4 separate regions of the Homo sapiens genome follow, and regions 1, 2 and 4 are each linked to region 3. A link is a contact called in ENCODE Hi-C or POLR2A ChIA-PET data. All regions are on one chromosome and are shown on one strand. Each heading gives the region's core, a stretch centred on a gene start or an enhancer-like site at or near the end of the contact. The rest is flanking DNA. Distances are from core to core; before and after follow the strand shown.

The links. A loop is a pair of places that touch in the nucleus more often than their neighbours do. ChIA-PET counts read pairs that join two places held with the same protein, here RNA polymerase II (POLR2A). Pooled maps may share reads with other maps.
Region 1: a pooled map shows a loop between it and region 3 (12-fold over the local background). The contact joins the promoter of SMCHD1 here to the promoter of NDUFV2 in region 3. A Hi-C loop is called at or near these places in 1 of 37 single-sample maps with no recorded cell type and 7 of 50 pooled maps. POLR2A ChIA-PET finds 5 or more read pairs at or near these places in 1 of 52 experiments (T-cell).
Region 2: a pooled map shows a loop between it and region 3 (7-fold over the local background). The contact joins the promoter of LPIN2-AS2 here to the promoter of NDUFV2 in region 3. A Hi-C loop is called at or near these places in 1 of 168 maps with a recorded cell type or tissue (naive thymus-derived CD4-positive, alpha-beta T cell), 1 of 37 single-sample maps with no recorded cell type and 9 of 50 pooled maps. POLR2A ChIA-PET finds 5 or more read pairs at or near these places in 2 of 52 experiments (activated CD4-positive, alpha-beta memory T cell and activated T-cell).
Region 4: a loop to region 3 is called in a map of CD8-positive, alpha-beta T cell, with 6 times the contacts of the local background. The contact joins the promoter of TGIF1 here to the promoter of NDUFV2 in region 3. A Hi-C loop is called at or near these places in 1 of 168 maps with a recorded cell type or tissue (CD8-positive, alpha-beta T cell) and 7 of 50 pooled maps. POLR2A ChIA-PET finds 5 or more read pairs at or near these places in 1 of 52 experiments (naive thymus-derived CD4-positive, alpha-beta T cell).

The regions. Positions count from the first base shown.
Region 1 is chr18:2,652,928-2,657,962 of GRCh38, forward strand. It overlaps SMCHD1 (structural maintenance of chromosomes flexible hinge domain containing 1), which reads left to right and starts at 2,799. Exons shown (of 48, transcript NM_015295.3): 1 at 2,799-3,334. The coding sequence starts at 3,149. It also overlaps the pseudogene CBX3P2. RefSeq lists an enhancer at 978-1,607 and silencers at 2,642-3,091, 3,322-3,501.
Region 2 is chr18:2,963,411-2,968,548 of GRCh38, forward strand. It overlaps LPIN2-AS2 (LPIN2 antisense RNA 2), which reads left to right and starts at 3,590. Exons shown (of 3, transcript XR_001753322.2): 1 at 3,590-3,632; 2 at 4,162-4,259. All of the region lies in intron 1 of LPIN2 (lipin 2), which reads right to left.
Region 3 is chr18:9,101,056-9,105,548 of GRCh38, forward strand. NDUFV2 (NADH:ubiquinone oxidoreductase core subunit V2) reads left to right here and starts at 1,644. Exons shown (of 8, transcript NM_021074.5): 1 at 1,644-1,742. The coding sequence starts at 1,689. RefSeq lists a silencer at 1,372-1,731 and an enhancer at 2,004-2,713.
Region 4 is chr18:3,446,578-3,451,455 of GRCh38, forward strand. TGIF1 (TGFB induced factor homeobox 1) reads left to right here and starts at 3,595. Exons shown (of 3, transcript NM_003244.4): 1 at 3,595-3,928. The coding sequence starts at 3,913. It overlaps LOC124904237 (a long non-coding RNA gene), which reads right to left and starts at 4,079. Exons shown (of 2, transcript XR_007066269.1): 1 at 3,955-4,079; 2 at 429-609. RefSeq lists silencers at 1,615-1,684, 3,345-3,454, 3,485-3,644, 4,285-4,334 and enhancers at 1,806-2,427, 2,395-2,534, 2,428-3,047, 2,635-2,824.

The sequences.
Region 1 (5,035 bases), core at 1,549-4,048, 6.4 Mb before region 3:
TCTGGCAAAGTCTCCTGGTTTTTCAGCAGCATCCCTTTCATTTGCTGTCATCAGATTCACTCTCGGATAAAGATTTTCTTTTTGTACTATCTTTTCCTTTACCAGTTTTTTTGAGGATTAAGAAATAGTTCAATGAACTCAGGAAAATCTAAGTTTTCTTCAGGTTCTCAATTATTGTCAGCAAGTGTAAATCCTTTCCGCTTCAGGGAATATTCCACCTTCCCATTCACCACACCTTGGTGTAGTACTTTTTCCACCACAAAATCCTCAGGCTCTGCTTCATCAGCTTTTATACCCTTTCCACTAAGTCTTTTGTCCCATTTTTTTGCAATGTACAGTGGCCCTCAGTATCCTCGGGTTCCGCATTCCTGGATTCTATCAACCGAGGATAGAACATATTTTAAAATCACAATAAAACAAAAAAATACAAATGAAAAACAATACAGTATAACAACCATTTACATAGCATTTATATTGCATTAGGTATTATAAGTAATCTAGGATGTATGTAGGTTATATGCAAATACTTCGCTCTTTTATATGAGGGACTTGAGCAGCCTTGGATTTTCCTATCCATGGGGGTCCCGGTCCAGAAACCAATTTCCCAAGGATACCAAAGGACGACTGTAGTTTTACTGGAGGCCATTTTTAATTGCAGACATGAAGAGCTATTGTTCACCATCTCGTTCACCATCTCTGAGCTGCACCTGGTCTGGGTCTGTGGCATCTCAAATCCTGCCTGACTCAAACTTGAGCTACATGCAAGGAAGAAGGGAATGGGGAACTTCTTCAGGGGCCACTAAGTTTTGGGGAAGTTCGTTATGTAGCAATAAATAACTGATACAAGGCCACTTAAATATTTTACTCTGTAGTAAGATAGCTAATTAACAAAAACTAAGAGTCAATTGAAGAGAACTCATTAAGGAAGTGGGTCATTTCAAACGCTTTTATTTACTTGTGATGACAATTAAATAAAGAACAAACTCGTCATCTTTCTTTGATGAAAAAATTGTTTGATATTCTGAGAACAAAAGTGATGCCATACTGCCATTAAGAAACTGATTCAGACTCGATCTCTCAACAAGGTAAGACATCAATGTTCCCATCAAGAGCTGCCCATAATACTGCAGTACACTTCTCTGGCACCATTAAAAAAAAAATCTCTTAGAGATGATCCTGAAATCTCTTCTAAAGACATGAAAGAGGTGTGCTTGTATAATCTGGTATTACAAAGAAATGAGAAATTGCCCTGATGACGAATCTCCAGCTCTAATCTCAATTTGCTGAAGTAGAGAGGCAATTCATCTTACCCATTAACTAAGAATTAGAAAAACAATTTGTGTTTTTCTTTGAGTCATTTAACTCAAATACCACTATATAAAGGAATAGAATGAGACATTCGCATGAATTTGAAAGGTAAATAAAACATCAGACTTCAAAGAAATTCCATTAGAATCGGGGGTTACTTTTTTGTTTTCTTTTCCTCCACCTCCACCTTAAGGAACATGAACGGCATTTGGCCACAGTTTATGTCTTTCCAATTTTATCTTCCACCATCTACCGCTCAGTTCTCCTCACTTCCAGCCAAACAATGTATGTTCCCCAAACACGCCTTCACAATTTCGTTCTAGTTGGTGTCTACCTCTAGTATATGTGTAGTCAATTTATACACACATTCCCCACGATCTTGAAACGTCTTGACATCCACAAGCAAATCTAGGTTTCTAACATAACACTAACTTTGTAAGTCTGTCCATATAAGGTTTTAGCAAACCTAGTAAAACAGAAAACGCACTATTATCCAGGCTTATATTCTGAGATTTGAAAAACCCCTCTATCTGCTACCTTTGGGTTTCTGAATTTACATACCACTCTCAAGTATACAGTATTCACGATTTCTAAGAACTGGAGAGTAAACCTAGTCCTCTAACAATGGCATTTTATTTGTTGAGTTAGGGCACTACCTGCCCACGATGAGGATAGTTAATGAAACGCTGCCCGGTAACGACGATTAAAGGCTTTGATTGAAAACGTATTAGGCCTTAAGAATTTTGCGAACATCTAATTTAACCCTAGTAACTGTGGCGTGGGTTCTTTCAGAATTTACACGCACGTGGGAGACCGCGAAGCGCAGGCAGCGTTAAAACTAGGGCGCTGGAGTCACCCCCGTACCCCGAATGCCGTCGGCGCTCCAGGGCCCCCAGAGGGTGCGGGGGGCGGGGACGCTGTGACGTCACAGAGCGCCCTTCTGACGTTCTCACGGACCCGCTTTGCCTCGGGGGCCCACGCTGGAGCCCACCCAGTACTACTAAGAAATGAGGAGGAAAAAGGGGCGCCGGCTCTCGTAGCGCCTATTTTCTCGGCAGAGGGACCCACGTGCTCGCTTTGGTGGACTCTGCGCCCGGCGAGTACCGCCGGCCTGAAGCTTCCCGCCGCCGCGTCCACGCGACCCAGCCAGAGAGGGCTCAGTCAGCCGGCGCGGCACCTACAAGCTCAGTCGGGATCCTGGAGAGGCGGGAAGGCAGCGGGGCCCTTTCCACAGAGAGAACACAGCTCTTCGGGAGATTCCCCCGCTGCCCCCGAGCCCTGCTCTCCCGCCTCGGCCTCTGAGGACTACCCGCAGGGCGCAGGCAGCCGCGAAAGACTCAGCCTCCTTCCAACTTCGCGAGGGCCGAGGGGGCGGGCCCCGGGCGCGCGCGCGGCGAAGCCCCGCCCCTGCCCGCGCGGCCTGCTGGATTCGCCCCGCCCCTCGCTGTCGCCCGCCGCCCGCCACCCGCCACCGCTCTTCCTCCTGCGCCACAGTCCCGGCGGCGGCGCTGGTCGCGGGTCGCACCGTGAGGCTCGCGTGGGCGGCGATAGGCGCTGGGCCCGGGCCCGGTGAGGAGCGCGCCGCGCGTCCCCTTCTCCTCAGGAGTGGCGGGCCGCGGAAGTGACGTGGTGCACGGGCAGGAGCGCGTTTGAATCGGTTCCCGGGTGATCCTCGCGCCTGCCGCTGCTCGGCCGCCGCCGCTGACGAGGAGCTGCAGCGCGCCGGGCCGAGGCCTCGAGCCGCCCCGGGAGCTGGAGCTGAAGGCGCCGCGCGGAGCGCGCACCTCAGCCCTGAGCCCGGCGGCGGCAGGCGTCGCTGTCTTTTCTCCTTTTCCCCAATATGGCAGCGGCGGACGGCGGCGGGCCTGGTGGGGCCTCTGTGGGGACTGAGGAGGATGGCGGAGGCGTCGGCCACAGGACGGTGTACTTGTTTGATCGGCGCGAAAAGGAGTCCGAGCTCGGGGACCGGCCTCTGCAGGTCGGGGAGCGCTCGGACTACGCGGGATTTCGCGCGTGTGTGTGTCAGGTACGCGAAGGGGCGAGGAAGGGATGCGCGTGTAGACTTGGGGGCGGGAGGGTGATGAGAAACTCAACTTGCTCACTGAGGGCAATAAACCTGTCACCCGGTCCCGGTCCTGCGGCCTTGGCTTCCCTCTCCCGTGTGCCCGCCATGTCCGTGACCTGGTGGCCGGACGCCTCGGGCGGGCCCTGGCCCGGGCCTCGAAGTGCAGGGCCGGCTCCCCCGTGGCCCTCCCTCTGCCTCCGCTCCTTTTACGGGAGGCCTTGCCGGCCCGGGTGGAGAGCTCAGCGTTTGTTGGCCCTGGGCGAGCTTAGCCCGGTTGCGGCCCTGCAGTCTAGGGAAAGCCGTTGGTGGTGTCTGTTTTTACTTTGTAACTTTTTTAAAACGAGAGAAGGGAGTTAACGCCCAGGGGCTCTGTTGTGAGTGTTGCGACGGTGGGAAGTTGTGAAATGCCCGGAGTCATCTCCCCCAAGTTCATTAGATGATGCGGGGTGTCCCCGGGTTGCCCTGTCGAGGTTGCAGGTCCTTCTGGGGCGGGGCGGCGGGGGGGATCCTTCCGCACGGAGACACTTGTCCAGGTCAGCTCTGCAGGTAGAGCTGGCCTTCTGCCTGTCTGAGCCCTAACCCTTGGGAATTTCCAAACCAAGTCAAAGGTTGGTATGGGTGGCTGTGGAGCACCAGAAAACGTACCTACCCCGTGTATTGGTTCGCTTTGAAAATGAACGTGGAGGGAAATCCGCTTTAAACTGTGATGTACTTTATAGATATGAGGTGGTGGCATTGCCTGAGCTTTGAAGAAGGAATATTGTCATGCTCTGAATTAACCATATGAGGTCCCTTTTTAAGCTGTTAAGAACACTTAGCGTCCAAGGGAAAAAAAGAACTTTGAAGCCGTGTTTTGTCGTGAGGCTGATAGGTTTAGAAATGTTCTAGACCATATAACTGTATGGTTGCTGAAATAATTGAAATCGTGATCCGTAGAATGAAAACGATTGGAGAAGTAAGGACTTTCTTTTGTTCACAGCTGTAGTCCCAGCGTCTAGAACTGTGCCTGCGACATTGTAAATGCCCAGATTAGAATGGATAAATGAATGAAGACAAAAACCTATCCCCTCAAGTTAATTCTGTGCCTGAACGTAGTAGATTCCCGTTGTGTTTGAAAAGTGAATGAATGCTCATCTTTTTTGTTGAATGCTTTCTATTCAGAACCATTCTACAAAAGGGAAACTTTTTACGTTTATTGTGTTTATAGTAAAAATATCAGTACATTAAAGAAAATATGGAACCAGAGGGGGGAAACAAGTAAATCTTTTACTCGCTGTAAAACTACTATATGACTACTCTTAGCACCTGAGGTTATGTCTTTTCAGCCTTCCTCCTCCTTCCCACTCCATTTTTTAAATTACTAAAATATGTGTTTTATATTCTATTAATTTTTTCACTTAATAGTGTCAGAAGTTTCTTTAAACGTAGGTCTTCAAATCAAAATTTGAAATGGTCCATTTGCTACCACTATTTACATAACCGAATCTCTCCTTTCTGTTGACATTTACATTACTTTTAATTTTTTTGATTTTAAGTAATGCTGTAATAAACATTTTCCCAGGCCCAAATATTCCCGGGCTCAGGTGATCCTCCCACCTCAGCCTCCCAAGTAGCCAGGACTACAGGTGAGCGCCACCATGCCCAGCTATGTTTTTTTTTTTT
Region 2 (5,138 bases), core at 2,340-4,839, 6.1 Mb before region 3:
AACACCTGGGAAAGCCACACTCTGAACCAGCAGCAGAAAAGATACACAATGATGTAACCCAAATGTTTAAAAAATATAGCAAAATAACACACTATAAACTATTCCTCCTATTTTATCATGAATGATGAGGGAAAATGTGGGAGGACAAAATAAATAATGGAGAGTGACAGAGACCAAAGGAGAGCCATGCAGAAAGAAACAAACAAGAAGTCACAGAGAAAAAAGAGCAAAAGCAAAGACAGAATATTTAACCAGAAAGGCAGGCTCATTTGGAGATGCCCACACAAAAAGCAAAATGTGGAAATGAAAAATGGTCACAGAGCAGCATCCCTATCTTGAGGCTTACGGGCATAAATAAAAATATTAAAGTGCACTTGCTGATTCTTGGAACAAGAAGAATACATCCAGCCCATTCTTTTAACAAATACCAAAAATGCTTCTAACACATCTCTGAAATACTCTAACAATAATCACACTGGAAACAACTCTTTTTTTGAAAGCTCGTAACATCCCAAATTCTTAAACTTATACATTATTATCTCAGAACTACTTTAGAGGTGGTATTATTTCTATTTTTAAAGACAATTAAGGCTGGGTGTAGTGGCTCACGCCTGTAATCCCAGCACTCTGAGAGGCTGAGGCAAGCAGATCACTTGAAGTCAGGAGTTCAAGACCAGCCTGGCCAACACGGTGAAGGCCCGTCTTTACTAAAAATACAAAAAATTAGCCGGGCGTGATGGCGTGCGCCTGTAGTCCCAGCTACTTGGGAGGCTGAGGCAGGAGAATCACTTGAACCTGGGAAGCGGAGGGTGCAGTGAGCCGAGATCACACCACTGCACTCAAGCCTGGGTGACAGAGCAAGACTCCGTCTCAAAAAAAAAAAAAAAAAAAAAAAGAAATGAGGGTTAGAAAAGTTAAGTAATATCTATGACCTCCCTCTGTCCCCCACCACCACCAAATTCATATATTGAAGCCCTGACGCCCAATGTGATGGTATTTGGAGACAGGGCCTTTGGGAAGTAATTAGGTTTAGATGAGGTCACATGGGTGGAGCCTCCATGTGATGGATTAGTGTCCTTCTAAGAGGAGAAAGAGACCCAGACCACGCTCTCTTTCCTTTCCTCGTGAGAATACAGCAAGAAGTCTGCAAACCAGGAAGAGAGCCCAATCGGCTGGCACTTTGATCTGTGAGAATGGTAAGAAATAAATGTCTGTTGTTTAAGCCAAATACCATCTATGGTATTCTGCTGCAGTACCCCAAGCTGACTAAGACAAGTCTCTTCTTAAACATCGCATGCTATGCTGCATTTCAGTTTTGGGATCGTTACAGTTGACAGAGACTCACTACTTTACCAAGAAGTCCATAAAAATGTCAGAGAACTATTATGTCCACTAGAAATCACACTGAATATTACCACGCTCTTCCAAATGAAACCACAACACACCAAAGAATTTATCAGAGTCTCTTCTATTCTAGGCTAAGCATTCTTGTTCCTTAAAATATGTGAACTGATTGGGTCTACTCTGACTCTTATGACAATTATTTATGTCCATCTTTAAAAACGATATTTAAAGACAGCTAGACACAATGGCTCAGATGTGGCCTGACTGCTACACAGTGTATGTAATATACAGTGTGCTGTTTAGGCCTAGGTACCTTCCCATGGGCTAGATTAAGTATTGGGAGCTCCGAAGGAAAAGAAGTACTTATTGATTACTCAAATAAAAAAGTGAAGAAAAAAAAAAGCAGTAGAAAATAAGCAACTACAATACTTATTAGAGACCAAATGGCCCTTCGCATATAAAATTCAATACGCCAAATTAGTCCTTCATGCATAAAATTTGACAGTGCCCACTATCATATTTTTCTTATCAAATATTTTAAGGTATAAAAGGACACACACTGGAATGAATGGTAGCTTTCAAGATTTCGTTATTCACCAAAAGTTTGAAGATCAGCTTAGCATCTTTTGCTGAGCATCAAAGAAACTAAAATGAATAATCACTATATGGAGTATGGATTTATAAATAAAATGGGCCAGGCGCGGTGGCTCACGCCTGTAATCCCAGCACTTTGGGAGGCCGAGGCAGGTAGATCACTTGAGGTCAGGAGTTCAAGACCAGCCTGGCCAATATGGTGAAACCCCATCTCTACTAAAAATACAAAAAAATTGGCCTGTATCGTGACACATGCCTGTAGCCCCAGCTACTCGGGAGGCTGAGGCAGGAGAATCGCTTGAACCCGGGAGGCAGAGGTTGCAGTGAGCTGAGATCGTGCCACTGCACTCCAGCCTGGGTGACAGAGTGAGACTCCCAATCTCAAAAAAAAAAAAAAAAAAGCATCAGTAAATAGGTTCAAATACCAATCCCCCTCCTACAAAAACTGCTTAAAATTATTTCAATTATTTGATGTGTTCAATCAAAAATAACTTTTGTTAAGGAAAAGAGTAATCAGAGATAAAAGGTAGTTTAAAAACAATAAAAAAAATTCATAAATTATCAGCACAAAATGGACACATTCTATTTACTTTTATTTTCATTTTGAGACAGGGTTTCACTGTGTTGCCCAGGCTGGACTGCAATGGTGCGATCTCTGCTCACTGTAACCTCAGCCTCCTGGGCTCAAGCGATGCTCCCACCTTGGCCTCCGGAGAAGCTGGGACTACAGGAATGTGCTACCATGCCCAGCTAATTCTTGTATTTTTTTGTAGAGACGGGGTTTTGCCATGTTGCCCAGGTTGGTCTTGAACTCCTGGGCTCAAGCAATCCACCTGCCTTGGCTTCCCGAAATGTTGAGATTACAAGTGTGAGCCACCACGACTGGCCTCAAAATGGATACATTCTAAACCACTATTTTAAGTGTTTCAAAATCTGTTTCTTAAGTTTATCTCCAAATATCTAATCGGTACTAGTATTGTTAGTACTACTACCAACGAACACACAACTAAACTTGTTACACGTCTCTCATGTGTCAAGTGCTATGTTAACCTGTATGTTATCTCATGTAGTCTTCACAGATACCCATGGATTTGGTATTCCCATTTATATGTGGAAACTCGGGTTCAGAAATATCCAAGGTCAGCACACTATTAAGTGGCAGAGTTAATATTCAAACTCAAGTATGAGCCTAGAACCTAAGCCCTTAATTGCATCTCTAAGTAACAGAAATGCTCTAAGTAAACATGATAAAAGCCTTCATGAAGCCTCCAGATTTCTTACTGCAAGTGGGCTGCTTTCAGCAATCTGAGTATCATTTTTACTTAATGCGACTTGACTACTTAAAGATGAAATGATTACAGGGAATCCAAAGAAGCCATACTTACCCTCCAAGTCTCCTCACACCACTACTATTAACCCTCCCGCTGGACCATGGTCCAGTGTTACAAAGCAGACTCCTGGGAGCGCCACATGTCATGAGGCTTACGGACAGAGGTTAAAACAGCTTTTACCAAAGAACATGCCATTGCAGCTAACTTTCTGCTCATGGACATGAGGAGTATGCTAGGAGGGAAGAGAGACACCAGATGCTTCAGGAAATAGACAACAGGACACTGTTACCTAGGATGTAGGTAAACATTCCAGCTTGCCCCTGTGCTCCTGGACCAAACTCCTTCAGGACACCCATGATTACGGTTTGCATTTGATTAGCATGTAATATTTTTCAAGAACTTCCTCAAACATACCTCATTTGATTTTCAAAAAGAGAATGTGGGTTATGCTAGCAGGCATTATTAATTTCATTTTAAATTTGAGATTGAGATAAGAGGTGTCTACTATTCACTAGAACCCAGTTCTACCTATACTCAGGGTCCCAACTTTCTCCACTACCTCTGACCCATGGCTTAAATCATTGGGTCTCAAGGTCATGTGGTGTCCCTGAGGGCAAAAAAAATCTGAGGGCTGAACTCAGGTTATACTAAATCCCTATGGTTTTCTCAAAGAATCCCAGAGTAACCTAGAGGTGGCCAATATGAATCTGGGGGGGATTCTGGATGGTAAAAACTTCCCCCCAAAAGTAAGTGATGAAACGCAAAGGTACCCACGCAGCAGCTGCCGCAAGCTTCTCCCCGGTCAGGGAGGGCAGGGGGTGACAGTCCCCCAGGGGCTTGCCCACATCGTGTAGGTGCTTAACTGAGTCAACATTTTACAAAACATTTACAGTGTGCCCACCAGATGCTAAGGGATTACAAAGAACGAAAGGAGGTTACAACTTAGCTAGACAGAAGAAAGGAAGAGTATACAACACAGCGCAGTCTAGGGTAAGTTGAAAGCAGGGCCACAGACTCCCGACGCCAAGCCCTGACGGGGAATCCAGCCTTTCCGAGGGAAGCTGTTCTCAGACATTTAAATTCAAGCAAATGCCTTACTTTGTACTTCCTGGTTATTTCTTTTCCCCGTCATAGTAGAATGCCAATTTGTTTCTTTAGTTTTGTATTATTTTATATTAGCTATCTTTAAATTCTCACTTTATAAAACAAGAAATAGAAAATAGCAGCCGCACAAGAACAACCTGGCCTACCCCCCAGGAGCACAAAACAGATGGTTCATTAAAGCCCATGCGGTCTTCCTGAAGCTAAGATGGCCCATGAGAAGTGCTGACAGCTGAGCCTCTAACACTCACCGCTCCTAGACCTTCAGTGGAGAAAGAGCCCCAAATGTCTCCTCAAGAACACAGCGGGTCTCCTGCTGCCCCAGCAGTGTAGGGCGACTGGTCAAAGTGTTCTCCTTCATTTCTAGGACGATTTAGTCCCTGTACAGACTCTGTAAACGAAAACCCAGTGCCTCCCAGCAAACTTCCTGAATACACCGAGTATCCAGACAGCTTTTTCATCACAATGAAAAAGGAAATCTGGAAGAAGCCTTACCCGGGAAAGGCCTCTCGATGTAATCCTCCTACAGGTTTAACTCAGAAACAATCACAAAAAAAGATGCCCATTATACTGGCCTGTTTCTGGTACAGTTCAGTTTTCACACAGTCAAAATTAAGCACCTATTTCATGCCAGTCACTACAGTAAGTCCTTATGAAGATAAACAAAATTCTGCCCTCATCCTCTCTCAGAGGACCTTGGTTCTTGAAAGAGATATAACAAATACTGTCTTATATAATCCCTTATGATAATGCTATTTGGGAGACTGT
Region 3 (4,493 bases), core at 394-2,893:
AGTAAAAGCATGCATTACAGATTCAAAAAGAATCCATATAATGTCTATCTCATCCATCAAGTATTTGTGACATGTTTTGGCTTTAGTTGTATAAGAACAGTAAGTATGTGCACAATAGTGTTAGGTGTATAAGTATTTTTATTTTTTATTTTTTATTTTTGAGACGGAGTCTCGCTCCGTCGCCCAGGCTGGAGTGCAGTGGCGCGATCTCGGCTCACTGCAAGCTCCGCCTCCCGGGTTCACGCCATTCCCCTGCCTCAGCCTCCCGAGTAGCTGGGACTACAGGCGCCTGCCACCATGCCCGGCTAATGTCTTGTATTTTCAGTAGAGACGGGGTTTCACCGTATTAGCCAGGATGGTCTCGATCTCCTGACCTCGTGATCTGCCCACCTCAGCCTCCCAAAGTGCTGGGATTACAGGCGTGAGCCACGCGCCCGGCCAGGTGTATAAGTATTTAGGTAACTTTATAACAAAATACATTTACATTAAGGGCCAGACTGTCTTTTCCTTTTAAAGGGAAATACTGAAGCTAATTTAGGAGAGGCAAACTAACATAAAATATAAGGCAAAGGAGTGGGAACCAAGGCATTTGGTATCTATTTCTAGCTCACTGGGCAGCAGTCCTCTGTGTCTTGAATTCTGTGATTTGCGAAATATGATTCATAGGGGTTGCAATGGAATATTTCTGAGTTTTTAAACTAATGAGGGATAAATTTTTAAAATCCCTGTGCTGCTGTGAATGTTCTAGAAATTATTCACAAGTTTATTATAGCAAAGAAAATGGGCAAAAGGAAGGGGGTGGGTACAGGACGTGACACTCCAGAAAAGAAGGCAGTGACGTAAAAAATCAAGAGGAAGTCCACACCAGGAAATAGTGCTGTGCACATTAGAGCTGTTACTGAATAAATACTTGTTGGAATTTCCAGAGATAACCAAACAAACATGAAGAAGGAAGTGGGTTTTTTTTTCAGCTTTATTATGGAAAATATCTAATATGTACAAAAGTACCGAGAATAGTAAATAAGAACGACCATGCAGCTTCTATGGCCTTACTTAACGGCCAACTTGCTTTATTTTTCACCTCCCGCTCCCCACTATTCTCAAGCAAATTCCAGACATCATACCATTTAACCCCTAAATATGTCGCACATATCTCTAATGCAAAAGATTGGGAACCAAGACATTTGGTGTCTATGGCTAGCACACTGGATAGCAGCCCTCTGTGTCTTGAATTCGTAACATGTAGAATAAGATTTATAGTGGGTTGCAACCCGACTTTATTTTTAACTAACAGCAATATAAGAGGAGGTGGCTAATCCTCACAAGGCTCTCCATGAGGGAAGCTCACCCCTATAAATCCAGGCGGGCGCTTCGTTACCCAGGAGCCCAAGGTGCAGCTCCGGGACGCTTCTTTTCAAGGCCGGGACCCCTGCAGCGGCCCGTAGGACACCTCCCTTTCCGAGCACGGACTGGTCCCCGCCCCTCCCCCGGGAAGTCTCCGCCCACAGGGCCCCAGCAGCCCCCGCGCGCCCTCGCTCCCTCCCGTCAGCCCCCGCCCCTCGGCGAAGGGAGCGGCGTGCCGTCCGGGTCGCCTAGGCCTGGGGTCGGGAGCGCGCACGCTGTGCGCCCTGGGCGCGCTCGGGATTCTCGCCTGGCGCGGCTGGGGAAGGTGAACAGTGTGGCCCGCCATGTTCTTCTCCGCGGCGCTCCGGGCCCGGGCGGCTGGCCTCACCGCCCACTGGGTAAGGAGGCTCAAGCTGAGCCCGGCGCTGCCGCCGCCCTTCTCTTGCTCTCCGTGTCTCCCTTAGTTTTGGGCGCAGGAGAGCCCTGGGCTCTGCACGGGCCTGCAGGCGGCGGCAAGGACACTGCGGCCTTAGCCCTCTTAGGGAGGCCGCTGCAGCCCCACCGTGAGAAGCCCCGAGGGAGGGTTGCCATACTGGGAAGTGTACTCCTAGTTTGGTCGAGGAGGACAGAAAAGAGGGGCTGCTTGGTGATATATATATATATGTTTGTTTGTTTTTGCTGTTTTGCTGTAGCGCAGAATCTAGGCCTGCTCTGGCCAGATCAGTTTCGAAGACCGTCGCTCCGAAGGAGGCACCTCTCGTTTCAAGCCTAGTGACCTCGATGCTTTTAGGTTGCAGCATACTGGAGAGCTCTGGCTTGCTTCGTGAAGGCTTAGGGAGAACTTCATTAGGGCTGGAAAAGGGTGGCCAATGTTTGATTTACTGCAGTTGTGCTTTGCATATCGGAAATGCTGGCTAAATAAACGGTATCAAACTAACTCTGAAAGAACGGCGCCGCAAATAACAGCACCCAATTAAAGAACCACAGGATTTTAGAGATTAAATGATCTTTTTGAGATCCAAGTACATCTCATGGTAGGCAAGGAAATTGAATTGCAGAGAAGTTGAAACACTCCTTCACGTTAATCTAAAAATGCAGATTTCCAGAAATGTCGATTATAACAACAGGGCCTGTTACACAAGTAATACTGGAAAGAAGCCTTAGTTTTGTTTGTTTTCTAAGAGTGAAATAGGTTAAGTCAGTTCTCAGCAAGAGGGAGCTAGTGTATATTCATTGAGAATGAATTCAGGGCTTTAGAGTTAGACTCGAGTTTGGATGTTAGCTTAACTGCCTTTTGTGGCTCTATGACTTTGTGCTGTTAATCTTCCTCAGTTTCTTCAGTTGTAAAATGGGAATATTCCTTTTTGCAGAGTTCAGTCTTTCAATAAACATTTGAAGTCTTACTGTACGTCATGCACTGCTGAGCTCTAGTTAACAGTGTGGATAATAATGATAGTCATTTGATAACTGTTTTCTGTATGCCAAGCACCGAGTTAAATATCTACATTCCACATCTCATTTTTGAGGCTGGTATTACTTTTTCCTCATATTACAGATAAGGAAAAGATTTAGACAGTTCCCGTTCTTTTGGAATTGATAGTCTCATGTAAGAGGAACTTTAAGGTTGAGACAATGTAAAAGTACAGTGTTAGAGAGATGAATAGGGTCATCCAATGTGGTTTCAAGGTGCATAAGATTTTTCCTGAAGGTAATACTAACAGATTGGGCATGGGGTCCGAGGGTATTCTAGGTGGAAAGGACAACTTAAAGTCTTGTTGGCAAGAAAAAGATCGGTATGTATGAGAAGCCACCCTCTGCTGTTGGAGGTAAGGTGTGTTCCCAAATGAAATAAGGGAGAGACAGGGGCCAGATATTGGAGCTCCTGGCGTGCCATACTAAAGAATTTGATTTTAGAGGCCGTCAGGAGTCAGTGAAAGGTTTTAAAGTAGAGGAATAAGATGTGGTTTCTGTTTTGGATAGGTCACTGGATAGGACTGAGGGTGGAATGGGTTTGATTTGGACCCAGAAACAGGGAGACTAAGTAGATAAGAGGCTCTTGCAGAATGCTAGGTGAAAGATGATGAGGATCAGACATGGTAGAAAGAAAAGAAATTAGAGTGCTTGTAGATTTTGTTTCTTTTGTTTTTGAGGCAAAGGGGCTAGAAGTATAAATTGAAAAGCAGTTTTAATGAAAAAGAACAACTTGAGGTAGTGGAGGACCATTGTAATCCAGGTTTAATGTTTCTGGAACTCTCTTTCTCTCCCTCCCTCCTTCCTTCCTTCTCTCTCTCCATCCGTCTCCCCTTCTCCCTCCCCCTTCCACCCTCCCCCCTTTTTTAAACAAATAGTACCTGATATGCACTATGTACACAATAAATATTTGAGTTGATGAATAAGTTTAATTTTTATTACACACGTCATACGTGTGTAGAAAAAACAATACTGAGACTAGCAAGTAGAGTAAGCTCAAAAAATAAAAATCATCCATTGTCTTGTCAACCTGGAAATTACCATTGTTAACATTTTGATGTCTACACATAACAGACCTTACAGACAATTTGTTTCTACAAAAATGGAAAGGTATTTATACTGTTTGGTAGCCTGCTCTTTTGTAATGTATTCTGAACAGCTTTCCTTATCAGTAGACATTTCTATACTGTCATTTTAATGCTACATAGCATTCCATTGTGAGGATGTTCTATTACTTATACAACCAGGCCCTTCTAACCTTTCACAAGTAGTGAGATTTCACATTAAACCTAGCAAGTATCAAGAAAAGTACAAGAAAAGTCTACCTAAGTTCCTTTCCTAAATGAGAAACCTTTAAAGATTATTTACGCTTTCAAAGAAATTGCCTAATCTAATTTCTGCTTTGCTAGCTGCCATTCTCTTGACGAGGCTTTTCAGCTCATCATTGCTTAAAATATGGCTAGAATTAAGTATTAGTTTGTGTGATCTTGAGCCATCTTAATCTCTTTGAGCCTCATTTTTCTTTTCTGTAAACTGAGATAATACCTCATAGGTGATTGTAGTAATTGACTAAAAGTTATAAATTATGGAGTAATAGATAATCAGAATAAGTTTATTCCCTTCTTCAGTAATTGCCCATGGTTTTTCTGTAATGTTGATGCCACTTTAGAACTTATCAC
Region 4 (4,878 bases), core at 2,345-4,844, 5.7 Mb before region 3:
AGTGCAGGCTAGGAAAAGTGACTAAAAACAAAAGTAGTAGCACCAGTTACACTATTCATGCAAGGAAGCTGAGGAGAATTATCCTGATGGGGCTGATAAAATCACCTCAAGATGGCTCTAGGCCACCCCAGGTTCTTAAGACAATGGTCAGCTCTTTCTTAAGCAGTCCAAGACCCTCTGACCTGAGATGTGACTGGATGATTACAGACCTCTTGTCCAGTGTTTAGAGCCTAGCTGTCTGCATATTTTATAAAGATATCTGCCTTCCAGAGACTGGAAGTGAAAGAGATCCAATGACTGGGTGAGTCACCCTTTCTCCACCTAGAACACAGTCCTTGATGGAACTCATGCTTTATCAATTGTTGTTGAGTAGAAGAAACAAATACATCCTCCAATCTTCACTTGGTGGACCTGGCATCAAAAAATAATCATATTAAGTGCGTTTATTAGTACACTTTTCTGGCTTATCTGCCTTTCCAAGTTTCTATTTGAGTTCTTGCCTTTGAAGGGTTTGCAGGCTGTGAAAAGTAACTTAACTTTTTAACAACTTTCTTTGCTTGGCCTTGAGGCAGCTTCAGAAGATAAGACGCCAAAAGGAACTATGTGTGCCTGGAGAGAAAAAAAATAATGGTGAAAAACGTTTATCAGTAGCCTCCGCCAGCACCAAGCAACGCCTCAATTTTACTCAAGCAATTTCCCAATTCAAGTAACATTCATATGAATCAGCAAATAATATGTAGCAAATTTGAATCTATATACTTTAAAAAAAAAAAAAAAGCACTGGAAAGAATCTTAAAAGTCATTGAATCCGTTTTATAGCAAGGCCCCGAGACTGGAAGGGACTGACAGAGCTAGAAATGAAACTTGTTTTTCCACCTCGAGAAAAACGAATCAACAAAAAATACCCTAAGCAATTGCTGGTATCTGAAGCCCACTTTTTTGAGGCTGTTCCCTTTGTTACGTTGCGCTGACCCTAGGCACTTTCTTCCCAGAATGCACCAAGAATCCGAAACTCCAAACAAGTTTGAGATCAGCGTTGGCTGGGGGGAGGCAGTGGGGGTGCATCTACGGGAGCGGTTGGGCTGTAAGCTTTCGCTACATCACAGAATTGTGCCAGTGTTTCTCTTTGGAGTGCCTCGCCAGCTTTAACAACCGTTTGGATATGACTTGCTCGGGCAAAAGTTGTGCATTGGCCCGATCAAGCCTGACTTCTAGCCAAGGTGAGTTCACATCTCCGTTTTTTCCTCCCCCTAATTCGAAAGAGGCTTTCAATTGTCTCCGCCCCTCCCCCCTTCTCCTGGAAAGTTTGTTTTCAAGCTATAAACCCTTTCCAATTCTCGGTTCCCATCTCGGTTGCCTGAGAATCGCAGTCATTAGCCAAGTCCACTTGGACGAAAGCAAAGCTACCTTTGTGTACATAATGAGAGCCACCGCGTGGCCAAGGAGAACCACGGGGAAGAGGGAAACATTTTTGTCTCGAGCTGGCTAAAGCGGGCGGGGGGGGAGGTAGGGTTAAACCGACCGAAGGCGTGTTTTGTGGAGTGGCTTCGAAAGCGGCCGAGGCAGCCGAAGCCGCTTTCGAAGTTAGCAAACAAAGCGTCTCCCCAGTAACCGCCCGGTTCCAGACGAGGCTCCTGCCACTCAGGCCGCGGAGTCGCAGCGTCGCCCAGCCCCCGGCTCCTCCTCCCTGCGTCTCTCCTCCCTCCGCTCCCGGCTCCCCAGCGGATAGGAGCCACCAATCCCAGCCACAGACAACCCTTCAAACGAAATAGCGAGGCGGCCCCCTCTAACGGGCGGCGGGGGCGCTGGCCCCCTCCCTGCGCCACATCTGTCCCGCACCGGGCGCAGCAGCTGATTCATCTGCAGCCAGGTCCGGGAAGGAACTGTGCTCCCGGCAGTTGCAGGGCAGCGTCCGGGCGGGTGGCTTGTCCCCAGGACCGCGCTCCCCCCGAGCCGTTTTAGGTGTGTGTTCTCTTCTGTCCCGAGCAGTCAGCAAACCACAGAAGAAAAAAATCGTAAGGTTGCTGCCTTCTTAGAGAGACGCTTTTTTTCCCTGTTGATTCATTTTAGTCCTGTAATTGGAAAAACCACCCAGGCTTTTTAAACTCTGGCCTCCACGCATTCTAGGGGCGGGGGTGTCTTTTTTTTTTTTTTTTTTTTTGAGGGAGGGTGGCAGGCTAGCTCTAGTTCCTGAAACAGACGCTCCGAAGTCGAGTTAGTTATCCCTTGGCCGTCTTAGTACTCCTCGGGTTTAATCTTATTTCCACAGAGTTTCTTCTGCCGGGATCTCCACCGAGGTTACCGAACAAAAACAGCACAGAGCCCAGACTGGAGGCAGACCCGGGCGCTGTCTCTGCTAGGCTTATTTACGTTTAGGGCTTTTCTTTCCTTTTTTTAAAGTGATGGGGGAAGTCTCATTGTGTGGCATGTGACAGTTCGTTTGCTTCAAAACAACAGGACGTAACCACGCGAAAACTAGAACCAGAGGAGGGGGCATGCGTTTCTTCAAGTCAGCCAAACAGCATCTGGTCTTTGAAAGCGCAATTTCATCAAGAAACTCCTGTTGGATCCCTCCTAACTGTGGACCAAAATAAGCCAACAGGAACGGGTGTTTACTTAATGGCTAGTTTCTGTTTGAAATGGGAGGAGGGATCCCCTAGCAGGGTTCCAATCCGAAGAGTAGACACTGTTGACCGAAACAGACGAGCAGGCACGGCGTGGTCACCCCTTAGCTATAAAAGTGGCCGCTGCCGGGGTTCGGCGACTCGGGGTGTCAGGCGGAGTCTTGGTGAGGCAGGCGCGCGCCCGGCCGTCCCCGGGCAGAGACGTTTAAAGAGCATGTGAGCGTGACAAGTGTCTGTCCGCAACGTGTCAGATTTCGAAACTGCCTTGCAATCCAGTCCGGAACTCGCAGCTTTAGCCCGGGGGAACAGACGTTCGTTTAGGCTGTGTCTCATCATTCCCCCCCGCCCCACCCCCGCCGACCTCCCACTGTCGCTGCTGGAGGAAGAGCCCCGGGAGGAGAAGGGTGCGCCGCGCCGCGCCCGCGTGTCAATGGCAGCCGCGCATTCTGGAAGAAGTTGGTTCTTGTCTCGAATACTTTTCCTCCCGTGCCCCGCCCCTTGAATCAGAGGCGGCTGTCTCGTGCGGCTAGAGCAGGGCCAGTAGAGTTCGGGGCAGCTGTCAAAAACGAGACGGGGAGGCTTTTCTTCCCGGGGGTGGAGGAGGGAAGGAGGGAGGTGTCCTTTTTTCCATCTGTTGCAGTTTCCGAACCAAACGCACCCTCGCCAGCCCCGGGAAGAAAGGCCCAAGGGAGAAACCTGGGGCGCTCGGCTGGTGCCCCCACCGCCGGGCGAGGGATGCGGGCGGTCCGTGCGCGGCAGGCGGAAAGGATCGTGTTTCTGGACCCGGCCACCCCCCGCGTCCGCACCGCCGCCCCCGAGGGACGAGTGACAGCGGCCGCCGCGCTCGGTCCAGTCTTCCCGGCTGGAAGGTGCGGGGGAGGGGCGGAGGAGCGGCGGGGCGGGAGGGGGACGGGGCGGGCGGCTGGGGGCGGAGGCAGGACCTCCTGTACCTTCCCTCCTCGCCTCTCTCACTCTGACAGCGCCGAGGTGCGCCGAGCAGGAGCAGGGAACAAAGGAGCGGAGAGGGGAGGGGAGAGAGTTGGGCGAGGGAGAGCCCCCGGCCGGCTGCCAGAAGATCCCGGCGGGAGGAAGCCCAAGTGTCACTTGAATTCCACCCAAGGAGCGGGCGCCTGGGATCAGAGCGTCCTGTTTAGCAATAACGGCTGGAGCACGTCCTACAAGTTACGGGAGAGTCGGCTGTGAAGGAGACGTTCGCTTATCCCCTGTGTCCCCGCTCCTGGCCCCTCCAGACCCCCGCCTTGCCTCGCGCTGGGAGGGGAGATCCAGAATGAAAGGCAAGAAAGGTAAGGCGGCCGCGGGCTGCGCGCACCAGAAGACGCGAGTCCGGGGAAACGTGCTGGCCGGGCCGCGCCGCGCGGAGTCACTTGGTGGACTTTTCCGCCCAGGGGCTCTCATGCTGGAGTGGCGGCCGTGCTCTTTGTTGAGGCTGCGTCTGAAACGGCAGCGGCTGTTTTCCTGCTAGACACAACACGAGGGGCTGTTGTGGGGCGAGCCTCTCCACGCTGCTGGCACGTTGTCAAGAAACACGCTCAGCGCCTTGTTTGTGCGCCTGCAAGTTTCATTGTCTCCGCCGACACCCCACGCTCGGCCCAGCCGCCGCGTGGCTTCTCGCTCTTTCTCGCGTGCTGGGGATATGGGGTCCGAGTAGGGAGGACCCAGCCCCTCGTTTTTCCCGATCCGGACCCAGGCGGCCGGGGCCGCGGGACCGCCGCGGCTTTGTCTGAAAGTTCCACTCCTAGGCTCCCCCCGCCCCCGCCCCCGCCGCCCCCCTACTCCCAGCCGGGCCCTAGCACTGTTCTTTAGGGATGTGGTGTTTTTACGATCGAAGGAATGCGATTCTGGACCCCCTCATCGCCCTCGGGTGTAAACAGCTTTGGAAAGCTAGACTTTTACAAATCCCCAGTCTCTAAAAGTTTTCCCACGATGAATTTTGGGGCAGGAGGAAGAGTTAGCACCCAGGGCCAGCAGCTTCAAGCGGCATGCAGTCAAAATGCGTCCAAATGTGACAAGCAGGCTTGGTTGTAAGTGCAAAGAGCAAGGCTGTCATTGTTTCCACGAAGTGTTCTGGAAGCTTTACAACTAAAACTTGCCGTCAGTTTGGTTTAAAAACAAAATACACCGGAGGGGGACGGGGGGTGGAGAAACCACACAAAACACCCCGAAAGGTCAGAGTGTGAAGTCCCTTTTGAAGTTAACAAAAATTGAGTCCCTGGCTGGGAGGTCCCCCGAGTGT